2 separate regions of the Homo sapiens genome follow, and region 1 is linked to region 2. A link is an interaction called in ENCODE POLR2A ChIA-PET data of the cell type or tissue named here. Cell type or tissue: Panc1. All regions are shown on one strand. Each heading gives the region's core, and the rest is flanking DNA. Links, peaks and the distances in the headings are about the cores only.

Region 1 (10,360 bases), core at 279-8,278, 140 kb before region 2:
CAGCCTCCAGCCTCAGCCCCAAGAGAGGCTCCTGTCTTGCTTCTTCTGACCTCAGCACCGCAGTGGCCTGAGGTCTCGGGTCCAACAGGCTGGGAAGGCCAGAGCGGCTCTTCCTGGGCTGCCCAGGAGGTCTGCGAGGGGGCTTCCCCCAGTCCCAGCGCTGCCCGCAGTGTGAGCTGAGTAACCCTGAGTGAGAGCCAAGAGCTCCCAGGCTCAGTTCCTTCATATCCAGTGAAGGGGTTGACCAGAGGCCCCCACCTGAACGGGCACCTGCAGGCGCCCCTGCCTGGAGGCCGCCGTCCCAGCTCTGCCGCAGCGTGGGGCCATTTAGAAACCTGTGCTGGGCTTACAACTTAAAGCAGCGGTCCCCAACCTGTTTGGCACCCAGGATGGGTTTCGTGAAAGGCAATCTTTCCATGGGCAGTGAGGGTGGTGGTGGTTTCGGGATGAAACTGTTTCACCTCAGATCATCAGGCATTAGAGTCTCATAAGAAGGGTGCAGCCCAGATCCCTCACACACGCAGTTCACAATAGGGTTCTCAGGTTCCGCGCCTATGAGAATCCAACGCCACCGCTGATCTGACGGGAGGCGGAGCTCAGGCGGGGACGCTTACTCACCCGCAGCTCACTTGCTGACGTGCAGTCCGGTTCCTAACAGGACACCAACAGGTCCGTGGCCCAGGGGTTGGGGACCCCTGACTTAAAGGACACTCCCCGGCCCGATAAGCACCATCGCTGAGCACAGGCTGGCACGGAGGCCAGGGAGGGCTGCCCCCTGGGTGTTGCTAAGCACGCCGCCCCAGGAGGGAACCGGCTCTGGAAGCTGCTCTCACAGCAGGGTCAGCTGGGATGCTGTCGGGTTTTAGCAGGACTGGGTCAAAGCTGGCGTCTGGAACTCAGAAGGGAAATCAGACATTGCCGGGCCAATCATGGAAGCGGCCTCTCCCCAGAGAGCTGGGGAAATTGAGGCCCAGAGAGATGTGTGGAGTCACTGGTGGGACGTGACCACCTGCCTGTGTCTGCTCCAGACCAGCCCCCGTCTCTGCCCCGGGCATGGTTCTGTTTGGGGCCAGAAAGACACGGGCCTGGAGCTCAGGGGAAAGGCTGGAAAGGGCCTTGGTCCTCCCAGCAGAGTGGACGCTTATCTCCACCGGAGCGCACAGAGGCTGGACGCACACCGCCCTCTGTGCTCACGGGTTCATTTGTTTGATGAATTTGTCATAACTTGAAAGGCTCTGGTTTATATGCTAACTTCCTGTTCCAGTTCAGTGCCAACATAACCACAGGCAGGTTAATTGCGTGTCCATCAACACGCCTGGGGAGCGAGCCAAGCCCTCCCTCCCGCCTTCATGGCCACAGAGTCCTGCTGCCAGAGCGCTCCAACCCGTGGGCAGGGGCTGTGGTGAGTGCCAGCCCCACAGGAAACCCCGTGTGCCAGGTGCCACAGCCAGGCCTGCCCTGGGCTGCAGGCCCCCCGTTCTTCAGTCCTTCCTGTGAAGTCGTCCAGCTGGGGGTGGGAAGGGAGGTGCCTGTGACTGCTGGAGAGACTCATCCAGCCACCCTCAACCAATAAAATGCTCTTCACCCAGCAATTCTACTTCCAGGGATCTCTCCCACCACCGAGTCCCACCAGGGTGCCACGATGTAGAGGCAGGACATTTGTGGGAAGGTGCCGGCGGCTCCTGGGGCTGGACACAGGCTAAATGCCTGGGAGGGGGCGGCTGGGTAAGGGAGAGGTGAGCCGAGGCCATGCAGCCTGGTAGCCATCGAGAAGAAGGAGATTACGTGGACAAGTGGTTAAAGACTTTCTAGGTGCTGCTCCGGGACAAAGGTGAGGTGCCACCCCCATGCTGTGTGTGGGACTTTGCTAAAACCAGATGGGAGGGGAATGGTGCCTGGAGGGTCCCTGCACTGTATAACCTTCTATGCCTTTGAGGTGTAAAAGCAGTGTTGTTTTACCTTCCTAAACTGCTGTCACAAATTTCTACAAAGTTGTTCATGTAAAACAACAAAATTCCATTCTCTCACAGGCCTGGAGGCCGCAAGTCCAGAATCAAGGTGCCTGAGGGCCGTGTTCCCTCTGGAGGCGCCCGGGGAGGCGGGGTTGGGGGAATCCTTCCTGGTCTCTTCCAGCTTCTGGGGGCCACAGGTGCTCCTGGACTTGCAGCCCCGCATGGCTCCAGCCTCTGCCTCCACCTCCACGCGCCTTCTCCGCTCTGGGTCTCAGTCATCCTCTGGCTTTCCCTTTCTCCGATGCCTAAGTGTCATCGGATTTAGGGCCCAGCCTAAGTTCAGGATGACCTCATCTGGAAATTAGATGTCAATCAGAAGCTGGAGGTTCATGGGGCCCCCACTCTATGAATGCAGGGTCTATGTCCCGGAAGGAGGTGACAGTCCAAGCAGGACCTGGACGTCTGGACACCTGGGAACCCAGGCGTCTGAACACTTGGAGCCTGGACATCTGGACGCTAGGACACCTAGACACCCCCACAATGCCCCTTTCCCCAAGCCCAGGCTTCCCCAACTGGCCTCGAGTCCAGGGCCCACAACGAGGAGCGGGTGGTGGTAAGAAGGAAGGTGGTGGAAACCACCACTGAGGCATCGATGTGTATTTGAGACCTCAGAACCAAGTGCAGCCGAGCGCGTGGACCATGCAGAGACCAGCCGGCCAGGCCATTGGTCCCAGACTGCACCCCTGGGGAGGCCCCGCCCACCTCGTGTGGCACTTTCCCACGTGGCAACCCCAAAGCCAGCAGGTGCAGTGTTTGAGTCAGGCTGCCTGGGCTCTGTCCACAGCTGGGGGGCCTTGGACGAGGGACCTCTGGTGCTCATTTGGACAGCAGCATCATGGTGGCTGCCTCAGGGCTGGTGGGATTACCTAGCAGGACAGCCCAGGGCTCACCTTTCTTTCTTTCTTTTTTTTTTTTTTGAGACGGACTCTCACTCTGTCACCCAGGCTGGAGTGCAGTGGTGCGATCTCAGCTCCCTGCAAGCTCCGCCTCCCAGGTTCATGCCATTCTCCTGCCTCAACCTCCTGAGTAGCTGGGACTACAGGCGCCCGCCACCACGCCTGGCTAATTTTTTCTATTTTTAGTAGAGACGGGGTTTCACCGTGTTGGCCAGGATGGTCTCCATCTCCTCACCTCATGATCTGCCCGCCTCAGCCTCCCAAAGTGCTGGGATTACAGGCGTGAGCCCCCGTGCCCAGCCTCCTTTTTTTTTTTTTTTTTTGGAGATGGAATCTCGCTCTGTCACCCAGACTGGATGGAGTGCAGCGGCGCGATCTCGCCTCCCGGGTTTAAGCAATTCTCCTGCCTCAGCCTTCCTAGTAGCTGGGATTACAGGCGTGCACCACCACGCCTGGCTAATTTTTGTATTTTTAGTAGAGATGGGGTTTCACCATGTTGGCCCAGGCTAGTCTCCAACTCCTGACCTCAAGTGATCCACCCTCCTTGGCCTCCCAAAGTGCTGGGATTACAGGCGTGAGCCACCACGCCCGTCCAAGCCACCTTTCAACAGACGGCCCCGGTGGCCGTTCTCAGGTGGGACTGATCTGGTCCTGCTGCTGCCTTCACTGAGCAGCATCGGGAGAACCAGGTGGCCGCTGTCCAGGCTCTGCGCTCCCGGCCCTGCTGGGTCTGCTCTGGAGTTCAGGGCTCGTGATGGTGTCCCAGTGTGTAGGTCTGCAGAACGAGGTGGTGCAGGAAGGGTGGGCCCTGGGTCCCACCGACCAAGGCTCTGGGACTTCCTTCTCCATGTTGGACGCAGGCTCAGGCTGGAGCTCTGTGATGCACCGGTGCCCTGCTGGGGGTGGACAGGGAGCACAGAGCCCCAAGGTCCAGGGGCAGCTCTGCTCTCTGTGCCCAGTGGGCCCATGGCAGCCTTAGCGGGGAGGCAGGGTACAGAGGGGTGGCAGAGGACCCTCGCCAGAGCCCAAGGTCCCTCGCGCCCCCAGGCCTTCTCTGGGGAGACCAGGAGGCTTGGAGGTCCTGGGGCAGCTGTGAGCCCTTTCTGGGCTGGCTCTTCACATGCACAGCCTTGCTCTGGAGCTTCCCGGCCATGATCTGCCTTCACAGAAACCCTGGGGGGCCGGATGAGAAGGCTCCAGAGAAACGGGCCGTCGAGGAGCTCGCATCCAGATGGGGGTCCCTCGGCCGACTTGGCGAGGACACACAAAACACAAGAGAAATGCCCAGAGGGTGTGTCTTGTGGTCCCCAGCATGGGCCTGGTGGACCTCAGTGAGCCCTTCTTTGACCCTGGCGTGGTGGCCGCCAGTGCCTCCTCATGGCTGGCCCTGCTCCCGGTCACTGCTGGGCACCGATGACCCCCTCATTCTCCCAGGCACCCCCTGAGAGAGACTCATGTGAGTCCAATTTTCTTCTTTCTTTGTTTTTTTGAGATAGGGTCTCACTCTGTTGTCCAGGCTGGACTGCTATGGTGAGATCAGCGTTTAATGCTGCCTCAACCTCCTGGGCTCAAGCGGTCCTCCCGCCTCAGCCTCTGGAATAGCTGGAACTACAGGTACGTGCCACCACACTCAGATAATTTTTTGTTTTTATTTTGTAGAGATGGGGGCATTACATTGCCCAAGCTGGTCTTGAACTTCTAAGCTCAAGCAATCCTCCTGCCTCGGTCTCTCAAAATGCTGGGATTACAGGCATGTGCCACCGTGCCCGGCTTAGTCTGATTTTCTTTTTTTTTTTGAGACAGTCTCACTCTGTCGCCCAGGCTGGAGTGCAATGGCGATCTCAGCTCACCACAACTTCCACCACCCAGGTTCAGGTGATTCTTCTGCCTCAGCCTCCTGAGTAGCTGGGACTACAGGCACCTGCCACCACGCCTGGCTAATTTTTGTATTTTTAGTAGAGACAGGGTTTCACCATCTTGGCCAGGCTGGTCTTGAACTCCTGACCTCATGATCTGCCTGCTTTGGCCTCCACAGTGCTGGGATAACAGGCGTGAGCCACCCCTCCTGGCCAAGTCTGATTTTCAAATGAGGCTCAGCAGGGCCGGGAGCTACCTGGTCACCCAAGGGCACAGGCAGATCTGGGAGAAGGTGGTTTCCTGTGGGGTCCCGGGACCTGTTGCAGACAGAGCCTCTAGCCCTGCTCCTGGGGAGCCTCGCTCTAGATACCTGGGGAAGTCGCTGAGCCTCAGTTCCTGGGCCCCTGGTCCCTGACACCCCAGAGCCTGCCTGGCCTCCGACCCTCAAGCCTCTTACCCTTTCTTTTCCTCAAGGCTCCTCTCCTGTTTTCTAAACCTTCTCCTTCAAAACAAACCCTCTCAAGGCTGGGTCCCAGAGCAAAGATCCTCAGGGTTGGCCAGGCGCGGTGGCTCATGCCTGTAATCCCAGCACTTTGGGAGGCCAAGGTGGGTAGATCACCTGAGGTCAGGAGTTCAAGACCAGCCTGGCCAACATGGTGAAACCCCGTCTCTACTAAAAATACAAAAATTAGCCGGGGATGGTGGCACATACCTGTAATCCCAGCTACTCGGGAGGCTGAGCAGGAGAATCACTTAAACCCGGGAAGCGGAGGTTGTGGTGAGCCGAGATTGTGCCACTGCACTCCAGTCTGGTGACAGAGCGAGACTCTATCTGAAAAAAAAAAAAAAAAATCCTCAGGGTGCCCGGGAACCTACTGGAGCCAGGGACAGACACATCTGGATGGAAACTGCAGTGCCCTATGGGGTCAGGCACATGCTAGAGGCAGCCAGGTCCTAGGGGAAGAGGAAGGAGAGGTGGTGCTGGCCTAGGGGGCAGGGGTGCGGGGGACAGGGCTAAGCCAGCCATCTCTGCCAGAAGCAGGCAGCCCTTCCTGAAATGGACTTTGAGAGTTTGTGATATCATAATTGACGTCGCTGCCTGCCAGAGTCAGGAACCGGCCCAGAGTGTCATCCATCCCCTTCACTCCAGCCTGACTCAGAAGGTGGAATTGTGCCCCCCAAATATGTCCAAGTCCTGGTGCCCTCATATCTGTGAATGTGACCTTATCTAGAAATAGGGTCAGCCGGGCGTGGTGGCTCACGCCTGTAATCCCAGCACTTTGGGAGGCTGAGACCGGCGGATCACCTGAGGTTGGGAGTCTGAGACCAGCTGGACCGACATGGAGAAACCCCCTCTCTACTAAAAATACAAAAAATTAGCTGGGCGTGGTGGCGCATGCCTGTAATCCCAGCTACTCGGGCTGAGGCAGGAGAATCACTTGAACCCAGGAGGCAGAGGTTGCGGTGAGCTGAGATCACGCCATTGCACTCCAGCCTGGGCAACAAGAGCAAAACTCCACCTCAAAAAAAAAAAAAAAAAGAAAGAAAGAAAGAAAAAGAAATATGGTCTTTGCAGCTATAATCAAGCTAAGATGAAGTCAGACTGGAGTAGAGTGGGCCCTAATCCAGTGCCTGGTGTCCTTCTAAGAGTGAGACACTGAGGACGGGCGCGGTGGATCACACCTGTAAATCCCAGCACTTTGGGAGGCTGAGGCGGGCGGATCACGAGGTCAAGAGATTGAGACCATCCTGGCCAACATGGTGAAACCCCGTCTCTACTAAAAATACAAAAATTAGCTGGGCATGGTGGTGTGCACCTGCACTCCCAGTTATTCAGGGGGCTGAGGCAGGAGAATCACTTGAACCCTGCAGGCGGAGATTGCAGTGAGCCGAGATCGTGCCACTGCACTCCAGCCTGGGTGACAGAGCAAGGCTCCGTCTCAAAAAAAAAAAAAAAAAAGACACTGAGACAGTCCCAATGCCAATGAGCCGTGCACTTAAAAATTGTTAAAATGGTAGATTATATATATAACCACAATTCAAAAAATAACCAGATAAAATTTTAGGAGCCTGAAGTTATGGGGCGTGTATACAGTGAGGGACCGCACCGCCCGCCGGCAGCTTTCATCTGTCAACTCCTAGTGAGAAGAACACTCACCCACCAAAAAAAGGAAAAATTGAAAATGGTGCTGATTTCGAGGGTAAGTGCTAGCTTGCTTGCAGGGCATTTGAATATATGAAGTCAAATGGACAAATTCAAACCTGGGTCTTGTTACCAGGCAAGTTACTGAAATACTTCATTCAGTTTCGCACCTGACAATATACAATTTTAGAAAGAATATGTATACAAAAAAAGAGTGAGGCAGAGATTGGAGACCACCTGAAGCTGGGACAGAGGCCTCGACAGGCCTCCCCGCAGAGCCTCCAGAAGGATCCACACCACCGCACGTCGGTGGCCAGCTTCTGGCCTCTCAATCCATAAGAAAAGAGCTTCCTGCCATTGAAGCGCCCAGTCTGTGGCCATCTGTTGCACAGTCAAGGACACCAAGGCCCAGACCCAGCTATGTGTGTGTCCTGGGGAGGCACAGGGTGAGGGGGACTCTCTGCTCCCAGGGTCGGTGCTTGGGGGGGGTCTCCCAGGAGCGGGATGGGGCAGGGCTCCTCCAGTGCAGGCTGGGAGGCCTCAGGGGATCCACCCGCCAGGAATGCCCATGGGCCCAGAAGGCACAGGGTGGGGGTTCCCTAAACTCTCTGGAGGCTGGGGCTGGGGGAACAGGCTGTTCCAGCAAGGGGCCCTGAGGCTGTGGCCACACACGGGCTGGGAGGGATCCGGCCTGTGCCTGGGCACTTAGCCTGAGTGTGGGGGGGACCAGGGCCTGTGCAGGTCACGTGGCCTCCACGGTGTCAGCTCCAAGGGACACTGCTCGGCCTCCTCTTAGTCAACCCAGGGACGACTCCTTCCTGGTGGGACCTCCCTTCTTGAGGCTTCCAGGAGGCACTCCTGTGTCTCTGGTCTCCGCTTCCCGGCCCCTCCTCCCTCCTGAAGCTCCATCCTGTCCCCAGCGTCCCTGAGATGACCTCACCCACGCCAGTTTCCCATTCCATGCTCTGCGGCAGGCTCCGGAGTCCACATCTCCAAGCCGAGTAGGCGTCCCTCACATGCTCCTGCTCGAACCGGCCGCCTGACCTCCTTGAGCCCAGCAGATGGCCACGCAGAGCCCTGAGTTGCAGTGGAACCTGCTGGCCCTCTGGCACCCATCTCATTGAGGGGCCCCCCCACCCCAGGAGTACAGGCCTGTGGCTGTGTTCCTATGTGGCTTTGCTCCCCACACCCACAAGAACACGCACAACAGATCCTGGGCGTCTTCAAAATTCAGGCAATGTCCAGCTCGGGCCTTCCCAGCCACTCGGCTCCCTCCCCAACCCAGCACCTCCTCCCTGGCCCTGCATCCCCTCCACTTGGACCTCCTCTGGTTCCCTCCCTGCAAGCAGCCCAGGCTCCAAGCCCTCCACGGGCCCCCCAAGGCACAGTCCCAGAGCCAAAGTCTTCCCCTCGGCCTTCCAGGACCTCTGGAATCCAGCCACTGGCTCGAACCCTCTGACCCCATCTCTCCTCCCCTCCCCATTTCCTGCCCCCACTGAAGGCCCAGTGGCCTCCTTTCCTTCCTGGAAGCCCCAGGGCCTTTGTACCTGACAGTCTCCCAGTCAGAAATGCCCCCCAGTCAGGGCGCGGTGGCTCACACCTGTAATCCCAGCACTTTGGGAGGCTGAAGTAGGTGGATCACGAGGTCAGGAGATAGAGACCATCCTGGCTAACACGGTGAAACCCCGTCTCTAATAAAAATGCAAAAATTAGCTGGGCGTGGTGGCTGGCGCCTGTAATCCCAGCTACTCAGGAAGCTGAGGCAGGAGAATTGCCTGAACCTGGGAGGCGGAGGTTGCAGTGAGCCGAGATTGCGCCACTGCACTCCAGCCTGGGCAACAGAGAGAGACTCCGTCTCAAAAAAAAAAAAAAGAAAAGAAAAGAAAAAGAAATGCCCCCAGCTGTATGCCTCCTCCTCGCCCGCAGTACTGTACTCCAAGGTCACCTTGGCTGCCCCGTTGAACACTGCAGCCCCTCGAGCCGCTATGCGCACCCTCAACAACGCAGGCGCCAGCGCTTGGCGTGTCCCAGCTCCTGTGCACCCATGCTGGCCCTGTGTGCCCATGTGGTGACTGAACCAGGCGGCCAGCTGACCCATGGGGTGCCCCTTCCCTGAGAGCTGCTTCCTTCCTCATCCACAGGGTACTTGGAGACTGGCCCCGGGCTGGGCCCCTGTCTGGAGCGCCGAGGCCTGCCTGTCGGCCTGGGATGACTGCAGAGGCTGCTGTCAAGGAAGCTGTGCTCCATGGTCAGGACAAGCAAGCCGACCTAGGGGCCCAAGAGACCAAGATGAGCTCTCCAGGCCCCACAGCCCGGCCCTGAGCCTCCTCTGCTGAAGCCAGCCCGTGCGCTGACAGCGGTATGGGGCCTGCATGATTGGCGCAGGAATAAGCAAAGAGACCCTGGACCCAAGGGCGGGTCCAGAAAGCGGCCCCTTCCCCACGCCGATTTATAACAAAGGCCCCTGCAGAGCAGGGGGAAGAGGTGGCCTTTCCCTGCCACGTGTCCAGTATCAGTTGGACACTGACAGAAAAAAGTGACCCCATCCCCACAATTAATTTAAAATGAGTCACAGAGCAGGCTGGGCACGGTGGCTCACACCTGTAATCCCAGCACTTTGGGAGGCTGAGGCGGGCGGATCACTTCAGGCCAGGAGTTCAAGACCAGCCTGGCCAACATGGTGACACCCTGTCTCTACTAAAAATACATAACTTAGCCGGGCGTGGTGGCACACTCCTGTAATCCCAGCTACTCGGGAGGCTGAAGCACAAGAATTGTTTGAACCCAGGAGGCAGAGGGTGCAGTGAGCTGAAATTGCACCACCGCACTCCAGCCTGGGTGACAGAGGGAGACTCTGTCTCAAAAAATAATACTAATAAATGAAATAAGTCATAGAACAAAGTGTGAAAAATAAGCCCCAAAGCTTCTAGAATAAAACATAGCAAAATCTCTTCAAGACACTGTGGTCAGGCCAGGCACAGTGGCTCACACCTGTCATCCCAGCACTTTGGGAGGCCGAGGTGGGCGGATCACCTGAGGTCAGGAGTTTGAGACCAGCCTGGCCAACATGGTGAAACCCTGTCTCTACTAAAAATATAAAAATTAGCTGGGTATGGTGGCGCATGCCTGTAATCCCAGCTACTCGGGAGGCTGAGGCAGGAGAATCACCTGAACCTGGGAGGCGGAGGTTGCAGTGAGCTGAAATGGCGCCACTGCACTCCAGCCTGGGCGACAAAGCGAGACTCCGTCTCAAAAGAAAAAGAAGAAGACACTGTGGTCAGCAAAGATTTCTAACATAGAACACAAAGGGACTCGACATAAAAGACTGGGCTTCCTTAAAATCAACAACTTTGAGACACCATCAAGAGAGTCAAAAGGTAAGTTGCAGACAAATGTACCGTTCGCCTCGGTGTGTCTTAATAGATTCTACACCAAGGCCTTCTGCCCAGAAT
Region 2 (11,833 bases), core at 3,590-11,589:
CCTCGCTCTGGGGAAACCAAGGCACGGGCACGCGCGGGCGTGGCGCCAACGTCCTCGCTGCCGGCCCCGCCTCGCCCGGGACAGCGCCCCGGCCCTGCTCCCCGCTCTACGGCCCCGCGCCCCGGCCATCTGCGGCTCCTCTTGCTTCGCGCCCGCGCCGCGCTCTGCCCACGCCCAGCCCCGCAGCTTCTCTGTGACCCCCGCCTGCCGCACCCCGGCTAGGGGCTTATTAGCGCCACGGAGCTGAGCTGGACGTGTCCAGGATCTGGGGAGGGAGCAGCCCAGAGAGGGCAGGGCCTGGCCAGGCCTCCCCAGGCAGCCCTGCGGTCCTGCAGCCACGAGGGGAGGGGACGCCACAAATCCGGGTGCCGACCCGGGCCAGGAGAGTCGGGAAATGGGCCTTGGCTGGGACCCAGGCCGACTCTGATCCCGCGGGCCTCGTAGCCCCTCCAGCCCTCGGCCATGCAAAGTGGGGGTCCCACGGGATGAGCCCCAGTGTGGGAGCCCAGCTCGGACAGACATCACCCCTCAGTCCCCCGACCCTCCGCCCCAGGAGAGAAGCTGGACGCTTGCCTGGGCGACCAGGTCCAGGCCACCCTAGGCAGTGAGGAGCAGCAGGGGGCCATGGCGAGAGGACAGGGAGGGCCTCTGTTGGGCCTCGGAGGTGGAGACCCCACTGCTGAGCCACAGCTGGGGCATGCATTGGCTTTCTTCTGAGCATCTGTCTGGGGAACCGCCGTGGGAGGAGCAGAGCCCCTCGGGCACTGGTAGGGAAGCCAGGCTGCCAACAGCCCTGCCACCCTGGCTGCAGGTTCTGGAGCCGGGGACCCTCTAGGCTGAAGTTCTCCAAGTGGGTTGAGCCCAGGTATCCGTTTATCCTAGGTAGGCCTCCATGCCTGAAGGTCCCGGGCTCCTCTGGACCACCCGTCCTGCCAGGGGGCAGACAGGCCTCCTGTCCCTTCCTGTTCTGTTCTGCTCCCTAAACTCCAAGCTAAGTGTGTCCCTGGGCAGCTGGGTCTTAAGAGCCTGAAAGGCTGCATGGAGTCTGTTTGTTCGTTCAGAGGAATCTCAGCTATTTCCTGGGAGGCTCCATCTGAGCCTGGTAGGTCCCGGATGAGGGGTGGGTGGCCCGGTGAGCAGGTCAGCCTGTCCTCAGGGGCTTGCAGCACACCCGCCAGGGTGGCAATTATCCAAAATATAGAAAACAAGTGCCACTGAGGATGTGAAGCAACTGGAACTCTTGTCCACTGCCGATGGGAATGCAAGATGAGGCAGCTGCTGTGGAGAACTGTTGGTTCCTCAGAAAGGTGCACAGAATGACCCTATGACCAGCAGTCCACGCCGGCCACAGACCCCAGAGAACTGCAGGCAGGCCCTGGAACACATACTTCACAAGCAGAATGTAGTATAGACATATACTGCAGTATTTCTCAGCTTTAAAAAGGAAGGGCCAGGCACGGTGGCTCACGCCTGTAATCCCAACCCAGAGGGTGAGGCAGGTGGATCACTTGAGGTCAGGAGTTGGAGACCAGCCTGGCCAACATGGTGAAACCCCGGCTCTTCTAAAAATACAAAAATTATCCAGATGTGGTGGTGGGCACCTGTAGTCCCAGCTACTCAGGAGGCTGAGGCAGGAGAATCACTTGAATCCGGGAGGCGGAGGTAGCAGTGAGCCGAGATCGTGCCACTGCACTCCAGCCTTGGCAACAGAGTGACACTCCATCTCAAAAAAAAAAAAAAAAAAAAAAAAAAGAGAGACAGAGGTTGCAGTGAGCCTGAGATCACGCCACTGCACTCCAGCCTGGATGATGGAGAATCTGTCTCAAAAAAAAAAAAAAGGAAGGAAGGTGTGGTGGCTCACATCTGTAATCCCAACACCAACACTTTGGAAGGCAGAGGCAGAAGGACTGGTTGAGCCCAAGAGTTGGAGACCAGCCTGGGCAACATGGCAAGACCCCATCTCTATAAAATAAATAAATAAATAAAATTGGCCGGGCGCAGTGGCTCATGCCTGTAGTCTCAGCACTTTGGGAGTCCAAGGCAGGCAGATTGCTTGAGTTCAGGAGCTCGAGACCAGCCTGAGTGATACGGTGAAACCTCGTCTTTCCTAAAAATACCAAAAAATTAGCCGGGCTTGGTGGCATGCACCTGTATTCCCAGCTACTCAGGAGGCCGAGGTGGGAAGATCACCTGAGCCCAGCCAGTGACTGAGCTTGCACCACTGCACTTCAGCATGGGCAACAAAGTGAGACCCTGTCTCTAAAAAATAAATAAATAAAAGTAAATAAATTAAATTAGCCAGGCGTGGTGGCACACGCCTGTGGTCCCAGCTACTCCAGAGGCTGAGATGGGCAGATTGCTGGAGTCAGGGAGGTTGAGGCTGTGGTCAACTGTGATTATGCCAGTTCACTATGGCTTATGTTACACTGCAAGACCCTGTCCAAAAAAAGAAAAAAAAAAAAAAGGAAGAAAATTGTTGTTTAATAGATATAGAGTTTCAGTCGGCATGGTGGCTCACGCCTGTAATTCCAGTACTTTGGGAGGCCGAGGTGGGAGGATTGCCTGAGGTCAGGAGTTTGAGACCAGCCTGGCCAACATGGTGAAACCCTGTCTCTACTAAAAATACAAAAAGTAGCCAGATGTGTTGGTGCATGCCTGTAGTCCCAGCTACTTGGGAGGCTGAGGCAGGAGAATCCCTTGAACCCGGGAGGCGGAGGTTGCAGTGAGCCGAGATCGTGCCACTGCACTGCAGCCTAGTGACAGAGCAAGACTCCGTCTCAAAAAAATAAAAGAAAATAGTTGTAGAGTTTCAGTTTGGGAAGATGAAAGAATTCTGAACATGTGGTAATAGAGGCACAGCTTTGTGACGTAATGACTGTACACTTCAACACCATTAAAATGATCAATTTTGTGTTATGCATGTTTTACCATAATCTAAAACAAATTTTTTGGGGGGCTGGGCGTGGTGGCTCACACCTGTAATCCTAGCACTTTGGGAGGCCAAGGAGGGTGGATCAACTGAGGTCACGAGTTCAAGACCAGCCTGGCCAACATGGTGAAACCCCATCTCTACTAAAAATATAAAAATTATCTGGGTGTGGTGGTGGATGCCTGTAATCCCAGCCACTTGGGAGGCTGAGGCAGGAGAATCGCTTGAACCCAGGAGGCAGAGGTTGCAGTGAGCTGAGACTGCACTATTGCATTCCAGCCTGGGCAACAGAGCAAAAACTCTGTCTCAAAAAAAAAAAAAAAAAAAAAAGAAAGAAATTTTTTTTTAATCCTGCATATCGGGGAGGGAGATGGACGAGTAACAGAGGGTGGAAGTGGAGGAAGGCGTGCTTCCCGGGAGAGGACTGGGCTGTGTGGGGATGCTGTGGACGGCTGCACAGGTGGTGCACTGCACAACTGCAGGGGATGCCATTCACATAGACCATGATGCTGCATCATGTGTGAAGTATGCACCACGGCAGTCCTCTCTGGAGGGCACCCTGAGAAGGGCCGCCAGCAGGGAGCTGGACAGCACGGGGACACATCCTTTCCAGCAGGAAAGGATTCCAAACGACCACCAGCAGGCGGGCAGGCCAAGCATAGCTGAAGGGAGCCATGGGAGGCCACGAGGTGCTCTGTGTACAGCAGGCAGCCCCAGCACTTGGCCCACGTGCTGCACAGAGGAAAACACCTGCCCACAGCTGTCTCTGGCTCTGATGTTTAGGACCCACCTCCAACCAAGCAAGGGTCCTGTAAGTCAGAAAATCTCTCAGTCATCGGAGCCAGGATTTGCCAACGTGAACCACTGAACTTCCCCCTTGGTCTCCATCCTCTATGAAAACATGAAAGGGGTTTGAAATTGCATCCAATAAACACAATGTCCATCTCCTGCCGGGGAAAATTGGTCTGGGTAGAGGGATGCCGGTGGTGTGGACAGGCTCTGAAAGCTGCAGGAAGGCTCGGCTTGGAGAACATCCTCCACCTCTGCCTACCATCAGGACCCAGGGATCCTGGGGAAGGGGAGCCCTTTCAGGAGTGCCCTGAAGTCCCCCAGCACGTGTGACACTTCTCAGAGCAGGCATCCCTTCCAGAAGTTTCTGTTAACTAAGCTGAATGGCATTTAAGATATTGAAAACAGGCTGGGCGCGGTGGCTTACACCTGTAATCCCAGCACTTTGGGAGGCCGAGGCGGGCGGATCACGAGGTCAGGAGATCGAGACCATCCTGGCTAACACTGTGAAACCCCGTCTCTAGTAAAAATACAAAAAATTAGCCAGGCGTGGTGGCGGGCGCCTGTGGTCCCAGCTACTCGGGAGGCTGAGGCAGGAGAATGGTGTGAACCCAGGAGGCGGAACTTGTAGTGAGCCGAGATCGCGCCCCTGCACCCCAGCCTGGGCGACAGAGCGAGACTCCATCTCAAAAAGAAAAAAAAGGAAGGATAGAATTAGAAAACCATTAACCAGGCGTGCTGGTCCTAGCTACTAGGGAGACTGAGGTGGGAGGATTGCTTGAGCCCCTGAGGTCAAGGCTACAGTGAGCCTCTATTGCCACTGCACTCCAGCCAGGGTGACAGAGCAAGACCCTGGAAAGAAGAAAAGAAAGAAAGAAAGGAAAGAGGAAAGGAAGAAGGAAAGCAAGCAAGAAAGAAAGCAAGCAAGAAAGAAAGAGGAGAAAGAAAAGAAAGAGAGAAAAAAGGAAAGAAAGAAAAAAGAAAAAGAAAGAAGGGAGGGAGGGAGGGAAAGAAAGAAGGGAAGGAAGGAAGGAAGGGAGAAGAAAGGGAGGGAGAAAGGGAAAGAAAAGAAGAAAAGAAAAGAAAAGGCCAGGTGCAGTGCCTCATGCCTGTAATCCCAGCACTTTGGAAGGCCAAGGTGGGCAGATCACCTGAGGTCAGAAGTTCAAGACCAGCCTGGCCAACCAACATGGTGAAACCCTGGCTCTACAGAAAATACAAAAATTAGTGGGGCATGGTGGTGGGCACCTATAATCCCAGCTACTTGGGAAGCTGAGGCAGGAGAATCGCTTGAACCCAGAAGGTGGAGGTTACAGTGAGCCGAGATCACACCACCGGACTCCAGTCTGGGCAACAAGAGCAAAACTCCATTAAAAAAAAGAAAGAAATAGGCCAGGCGCAGTGGCTCACGCCTGTAATCCCAGCACTCTGGGAGGCCGAGACAGGCAGATCACGAGGTCAGGAGATCAAGACCATCCTGGCTAACACGGTGAAATCCCATCTCTACTAAAAATACAAAAAAAAAATTAGCCAGGCGTGGTGGTGGGCGCCTATAGTCCCAGCTACTCAGGAGGCTGAGGCAGGAGAATTGCTGGAAACTGGAGGCGGAGGCCGCACTCCAGCGGCGAGAGAGTGAGACTCCATCAAAAAAGAAAGGGAGGGAGGGAAGGAGGGAAGGAGAGAAGGAGGGAGGGAGGGAGAGGAGGAGAGGAGAAAAGAGGGAGGGGAGGGGAGTGGAGGGGGAGAATAATTTGTAACCACTAATGAAATAGCAGGTCCTGGCAGGGATTTCCAATGGCTGCTAATATCACAACATCAGGCTCTGTGGGACTCTTTCCCTCTCCATGAAGTTGCACCCACCCTGTGGTCATCTTCTTGCTAAAAAAATCAACCTGAATGAGATTAAACAGACCAGTTTGGACATTTACACCTAGAGCTAACTGACTATAGGAAATATAAGGGTTGAGGAACGTGCCACATCAACCACAAGGACGAAATCAGCAAAATCCAGACAGGTGGAACCCTTTGGAACAAAAGACCTGCCTTCTTCCACAAATAACCTGAAAGGAGAAAAATGAAAGAGGGTAAATCCCGCGGTTAAAAGAGATTTAAGAGACATAGTGGCCAAGTGCAATGATTGGAAACCAACCGTTAAAAGAAATTTAGGTGGGTCGCGGTGGCTCACGCCTGTAATCCCAGCACTTTGGGGGGCCGAGGCGGGTGGATCACGAGGTCAGGAGATCGAGACCATCCTGGCCAACACGGTGAAACCCCGTCTCTACTAAAAATACAAAAAAAATACAAAAAAATACAAAAAAAATACCCCGTCTCTACTAAAAATACACCAGCCGGGCGTGGTGGTGGGCGCCTGTAGTCCCAGCTACTCGGGAGGCTGAGGCAGGAGAATGGCATGAACCCAGGAGGCGGAGCTTGCAGCGAGCCGAGATCACACCACTGCACTCCAGCCCGGGTGACAGAGTGAGACTCCGTCTCAAAAAAAAAAAAGAAAGAAATTTAAGGCTGGGCATGGTGGCTCACACCTGTAATCGCCACATTTTAGGAGGCTGAGGTGAGAGGATCTCTTGAGACCAGGAGCTTGAGACCAGCCTAAGCAACATAGGGAGACCCCATCTCTACAGAAAGTTTAAAAATTATCTGGGCATGGTGGTGCACGCCTGTAGTCCCAGCTACTCAAGCGGCTGAGGTGGGAGGATTGCTTGAGCCTAGGAAGTCGAGGCTGCAGTGAGCTGTGATTGTGCCACTGCACTCTAGCCTGGGCAACAAAGCAAGACCCTGTCCCCCCAAAAAAACAGACAAACAAAACAACAACAAAAAATTTAAGACAACCAAGGAAATTTGGACATTAGATGATACTAAGTATCGATCAATAATTGGTGGGTGGGGGCATGATACTGTGATTTTTTTTTTTTTTTTTTTTTTTTTGAGATAGAGTCTTGCTCTGTCACCCAGGCTGGAGTGCAGTGGCTCAATCTCGGCTCACTGCAACCTCTGCCATGTGGGTTCAAGCAATTCTCCTGCCTCAGCCTCTGGAATAGCTGGGATTACAGGCGCACGCCACCATGCCTGGCTAATTTTTGTATTTTTAGTAGAGATGGGTTTCACCATGTTGGCCAGGCTGGTCTTGAACTCCTGACCTCGTGATCCGCCCGTCTCGGCTTCCCAAAGTGGTGGGATTACAGGAATGAGCCACCGCGCCCAGCTTGTGGTTGTTTTTTCAAAAAGAGTCCTAGGCTGGGTGCAGTGGCTCATGCCTGTAATCCCAGCACTTTGGGAGGCCTAAGCAGGAGGACCATTGAGTCCAGGAGTTCAGCCTGGGCAACATAGTGAGATGCTGTCTCCAAAAAAAACACAAAAGCAAACAAACAAAAGGCCATGGAGGAGGCCAATCCCCAGCTGTGCTGAGCCAGGATCAGATTCTCTCAGCCCCTTTCAGCAGCACCTGTCCTCCTCTGAGTCAATATATTGCTGTTGCAGCCGGGCGCGGTGGCTCATGCCTGTAATCCCAGCACTTTGGGAGGCCGAGGTGGACGGATCACCTGAGGTCAGGAGTTTGAGACCAGACTGACCAACATGGAGAAACCCCATCTCTACCGAAAATACAAAATTAGCTGGGCGCGGTGGCGCATGCCTGTAATCCCAGCTACTTGGGAGGCTGAGGCAGGAGAATCGCTTGAACCCAGGAGGTGGAGGTTGTGGTGAGCTGAGATTGCGCCATTGCACTCCAATTGGGCAACAAGAGCGACACTCCATCTCAAAAAAGAAAAAAAAAAGAAAGAAAAAGAAAAAGAAATATGGAACATAAAAGTTACCATTTTAATCGTTTAAAAGTGTACAGGCCAGGCGCAGTGGCTCACACCTGTGATCCCAGCACTTTGGGAGGCCGAGGCAGGCAGATCACCTGAGGTCAGGGGATCAAGACCATTCCGGCCAACATGGTGAAACCCCGTCTCTACTAAAAATACAAAAATTAACCAGGTACACAGGCACACGCCTGTAGTCCCAGCTACTCGGGAGGCTGAGGCAGGAGAATCGCTTGAACCCAGGGGCCAGAGGTTGCAGTGAGCCGAGATCACACCACTGCACTCCAGCCTGGCAACAGAGCAAGACTCTGTCTCAAAAAAAAGTGTACAATTGGCTGGGTGCGGTGGCTCACGCCTGTAATCCCAGCACTTTAGGAGGCCAAGGAGGGTGGATCACCTGAGGTCAGGAGTTCAAGACCAGCCTGGCCAACGTATCGAAATTCTGTTTGTATTAAAAATACAAAAATCAGCTGGGTGTGGTGGCACACACCTATAATCCCAGCTACTTGAGAAGCTGAGGCAAGAGAATCGCTTGAACCCAGGAGGCAGATGCTGCAGTGAGCTGAGATTGCACCACTGCACTCCAGCCTGGATGACAGAGCCAGGATGGTCTTGTTCTCCTGACCTCGTGATCTGCCAGCCTCAGCCTCCCAAAGTGCTGGGATTACAGGTGTGAGCCACTGCTCCCAGCAGTTTTTTTTTTTGTTTTTTTTTTTTTGAGACAGGGTCTTGCTCTGTCATCCAGGCTGGAGTGCAGTGGCTCAATCACAGCTGACTGCAACCTCAATCTCCCCAGGTTCAAGTGATCCTCCCACCTCACCCTTCTGAGTAGCTGGGTTACTACAAGCGTGTGCCACCAGGACAGGCTAATTTTTTGTATCTTTTGTTGTGGGATTTTGCCATGTTGCCCAGGCTGGTTTTGGACTCCTGGGCTCAAGCGATCTGCCTGCCTAAGGCTCCCAAAGTGTTGGGATTACAGGTGTGAGCCATCATGCCCTCACTGTCACTATTTTCCTTTTTTTTTTTTTTTATTTTTTGTGGCCATCCTACTGGATGTGAAGTGATATCTCACTGTTATTTTGATTTGCACTTCCCTAATGATCCCCTGATGATGTTGAGTATCTTTTTCATCTCCCGGTTGGCCATGTGTATATCTGCTTGGGAGAAAATAAAGTCCTTTGCTCATTTTTAAATTGGGTTCTTTTTGTTGTTGATTTGTAGGCGTTCTTTACATATTGTGGATACTAGATCCTTATCAGACATAATTTTGTGGGGTTTGGGGTTTTTTTGTTTGTTTTTGAGATAGGGTCTCACTGTGTCACCCAGACTAGAGTGCAGTGGCTCAATCACAGCTCACTGCAGTCTCAAACCTCAAACTCCTATCAAGAGATCCTTTCTCCTCAGCCTCCTGAGTAGCTGGGACCACAGGCAGGCCACCACCATGCTCAGCTAATAAAAAAAAAATTGGGGCCAGGCATGCTGGCTCACACATGTAATCCCAGCACCTTGGGAGGCTGAGGCGGGCAGATCACGAGGTCAGGAGATTGAGACCATCCTGGCTAACACGGTGAAACCCCGTCTCTACTAAAAAATATGAAAAGATTAGCTAGGTGTGGTGGTGGGCACTTGTAGTACCAGCTGCTGGGGAGGCTGAGGCAGGAGAATGGCATGAACCCGGGAGGTGGAGCTTGCAGTGAGCTGAGATCACACCACTGCACTCCAGCCTAGGTGACAGAGCAAGACCCCATGTCAAAAAAAAAAAAAAAAAAATTGGCTGGGTGCGGTGGCTCACGTCTGTAATCCCAGCACTTTGGGAGGCCAAGGCAAGCAAATCACCTGCGGTTGGGAGTTCAAGATCAGCCCGAGCAACATGGAGAAACCCCGCCTCTACTAAAAATACAAAATTAGCTAGGTGTGGTGGCGCATGCCTGTAATCCCAGCTACTCGGGAGGCTGAGGCAAGACAATCGCTTGAACCCAGGAGGCGGAGGTTGTGGTGTGAGCCAAGATCACACCATTGGACTCCAGCTTGGGCAACAGAGGGAAACTGCGTTTCAAAAAAAAAAATTTGTAGAGACAAGGTCTTGCCAAGTTGCCCAGGGAACCTGCACTGGGCAGTTCCGGAAGAGCTGCAGCTTTCAACGCTTCGAGAGTGCGTGACTGTCCCTGGTCCCCATGCCCTGGCCAGTGCTCAGAACTACCCATCTCCTGATTTCTGCTCATCTGATAGCCACAAACTGGCATCTAATTTGTTTTAATGTGCATTTGCTGATGCCCAGTGTCCATGAGCATCTCACAGTTTGTCCTGTAAGTGCAATGCTTCACAGGACAAAGAGAATTTCTATCTTTTGCAGGTATCAGAGTCGCTGAGAAGAGTCATGCTGTGATGTGAGGTCACAGAACAAGGTAGGGTGGGAGCCTGGAGCTCAGTAAGCTCTCTGCAATTTATGTTTGCCTCCACCCCGACCCCCACCAAGCTTGAGCCTCCTCTCCCCCATCCCCATATGGGAGGGGGAGCTAGGAAGCACCACCACCTCTGCTTGAGTAAAATCTCTTCCAACAGCAGAACGATCCCTTGACCCGACTTAACATGAAATAGTTCCAAATCTCTTTTCAACTGGTAGAGATCTTCCTTCCCTGTCCCAACCTCCAAATGACTTCTGCAGCTGTAAGCAGTTCAGAGGAGCTATGCATTGGACTCCCAATCCCATCTACAGAGGCTCTCCCCTGGCACCTGCGGGGAGAAAAGCTGAAGTACAAAGGGCACTGGCTGAGCCTCTTACACCAGGTGAGGCCCTCGTTATTGGTAGATACTGAGTTCCAGGATTCAGTAACTAGCCAACTCCATGACTGCTGCGCTCTTTACACAAAGTAAAACTATCTCATATCACACGTCCACCTGAGGGCTGGGGGGAAACTAAGGCAGGCCCCTGCTGATTCAGGTGGTTATTTTATGCCAAATATTTACCCAAGATGTCAAGTCATCTAGTTTTTCCTAAATAATGGAAAAAGCCGTCTCAGGACTTCCCTCCCAGCCTGCTTATGATGTTGCTTCAGTTATCTCCAACACCCAAACCCACTAGGCTGCCTTGTTCTTGCACTTTCGATTTGGAAGAAATCGAACTGCTCAGTTTATTGTTAAGCCGTTTTCTCACCAGCCCACGAAGCCAAGCTGAGCAGCACCCACCGCCCCCACCCCCAAGACTACCCAATACTTCCAGGTTGGTCTGTCTTTCCCAGCCCACTTGCTACTTCCCCAAACAGGAGCCATTCATTGGTTACGGCAGCACTTTTATTTTTCCTTACACAATGACGTGTTGCTGGGGCCTAATGTTCTCACATAACAGTAGAAAACCAAAATTTGTTGTCATCTCTTCAAAGAATCGAGAATTGCGTACAAAAAAAACCTTACATAAATTAAGAATGAATACATTTACAGGCGTAAATGCAAACCGCTTCCAACTCAAAGCAAGTAACAGCCCACGGTGTTCTGGCCAAAGACATCAGCTAAGAAAGGAAACTGGGTCCTACGGCTTGGACTTTCCAACCCTGACAGACCCGCAAGACAAAACAACTGGTTCTTGCCAGCCTCTAGAGAAATCCCAGAACACTCAGCCCTGACACGTTAATACCCTGCACAGATCAGAGGCTGCTGGCCACACAGACTCACCAAGCCACAGACTTGTCTTCCACAAGCACGTTCTTACCTTAGCCACGAAGTGACCAAGCCACACGTACTAAAGGTTGAACTCAAAGATATGTACAGGGTATTAAACAAATACCAAGGGGAACAGTTAACTTCAATACAAGGTCAAAATCAGCAACAAGTTCTACAATCCAGTGCTGATATCAGATACAAGCTTCAAGGACAATTTCTTTTCGAAGGCTTATTCCAGTTTCGTGAGGCTAGCATGAGGTGTGTGCATTTGCCAGGGGCAAATTTCTATTCTCAATTAACCCATGCAGCAAATGCTACGCATCTGCTGAGTCCGTTTAGAAGCATTTGCGGTGGACGATGGAGGGGCCCGACTCGTCGTACTCCTGCTTGCTAATCCACATCTGCTGGAAGGTGGACAGTGAGGCCAGGATGGAGCCACCGATCCACACCGAGTACTTGCGCTCTGGGGGTGCGATGATCTGCAAAGACAGCCAGGCACGGCTTCAGCTCACAGAGCGCCCCCCAGTCAGCTCTCCCGAGCCAGGCAGAGGGCCACCAACCCCTCGACTCACCTTGATCTTCATGGTGCTGGGCGCCAGGGCGGTGATCTCCTTCTGCATCCTGTCGGCAATGCCCG

What was found. ChIA-PET counts read pairs that join two places held together with the same protein. Peaks named below come from ENCODE experiments on the same cell type or tissue, not always from the same donor. Only the 100,000 strongest peaks of a DNase experiment are listed, where the experiment ranks them.
Region 1: POLR2A ChIA-PET joins it to region 2 with 10 read pairs; 12 of 35 experiments call an interaction of 5 or more read pairs at or near these places.

What each region holds. Positions count from the first base shown.
Region 1 is chr17:81,364,686-81,375,045 of GRCh38, forward strand. LOC124904083 (a long non-coding RNA gene) reads left to right here and starts at 6,832. Exons shown (of 2, transcript XR_007065942.1): 1 at 6,832-6,966; 2 at 9,050-9,802. RefSeq lists enhancers at 756-1,343, 1,344-1,929. In Panc1, for the core only: no CTCF peak of the experiment used is centred there; a DNase peak (open chromatin) is centred at 1,250; H3K4me3 peaks cover 258 bases; H3K27ac peaks cover 476 bases.
Region 2 is chr17:81,499,159-81,510,991 of GRCh38, forward strand. It overlaps ACTG1 (actin gamma 1), which reads right to left. Exons shown (of 6, transcript NM_001614.5): 5 at 11,769-11,833; 6 at 10,813-11,675. The coding sequence ends at 11,532. Among named protein-coding and RNA genes, the nearest start is that of ACTG1, 7.7 kb to the right of the region's middle. RefSeq lists an enhancer at 735-1,458. In Panc1, for the core only: no CTCF peak of the experiment used is centred there; DNase peaks (open chromatin) are centred at 8,373 and 9,667; H3K4me3 peaks cover 2,204 bases; H3K27ac peaks cover 1,879 bases.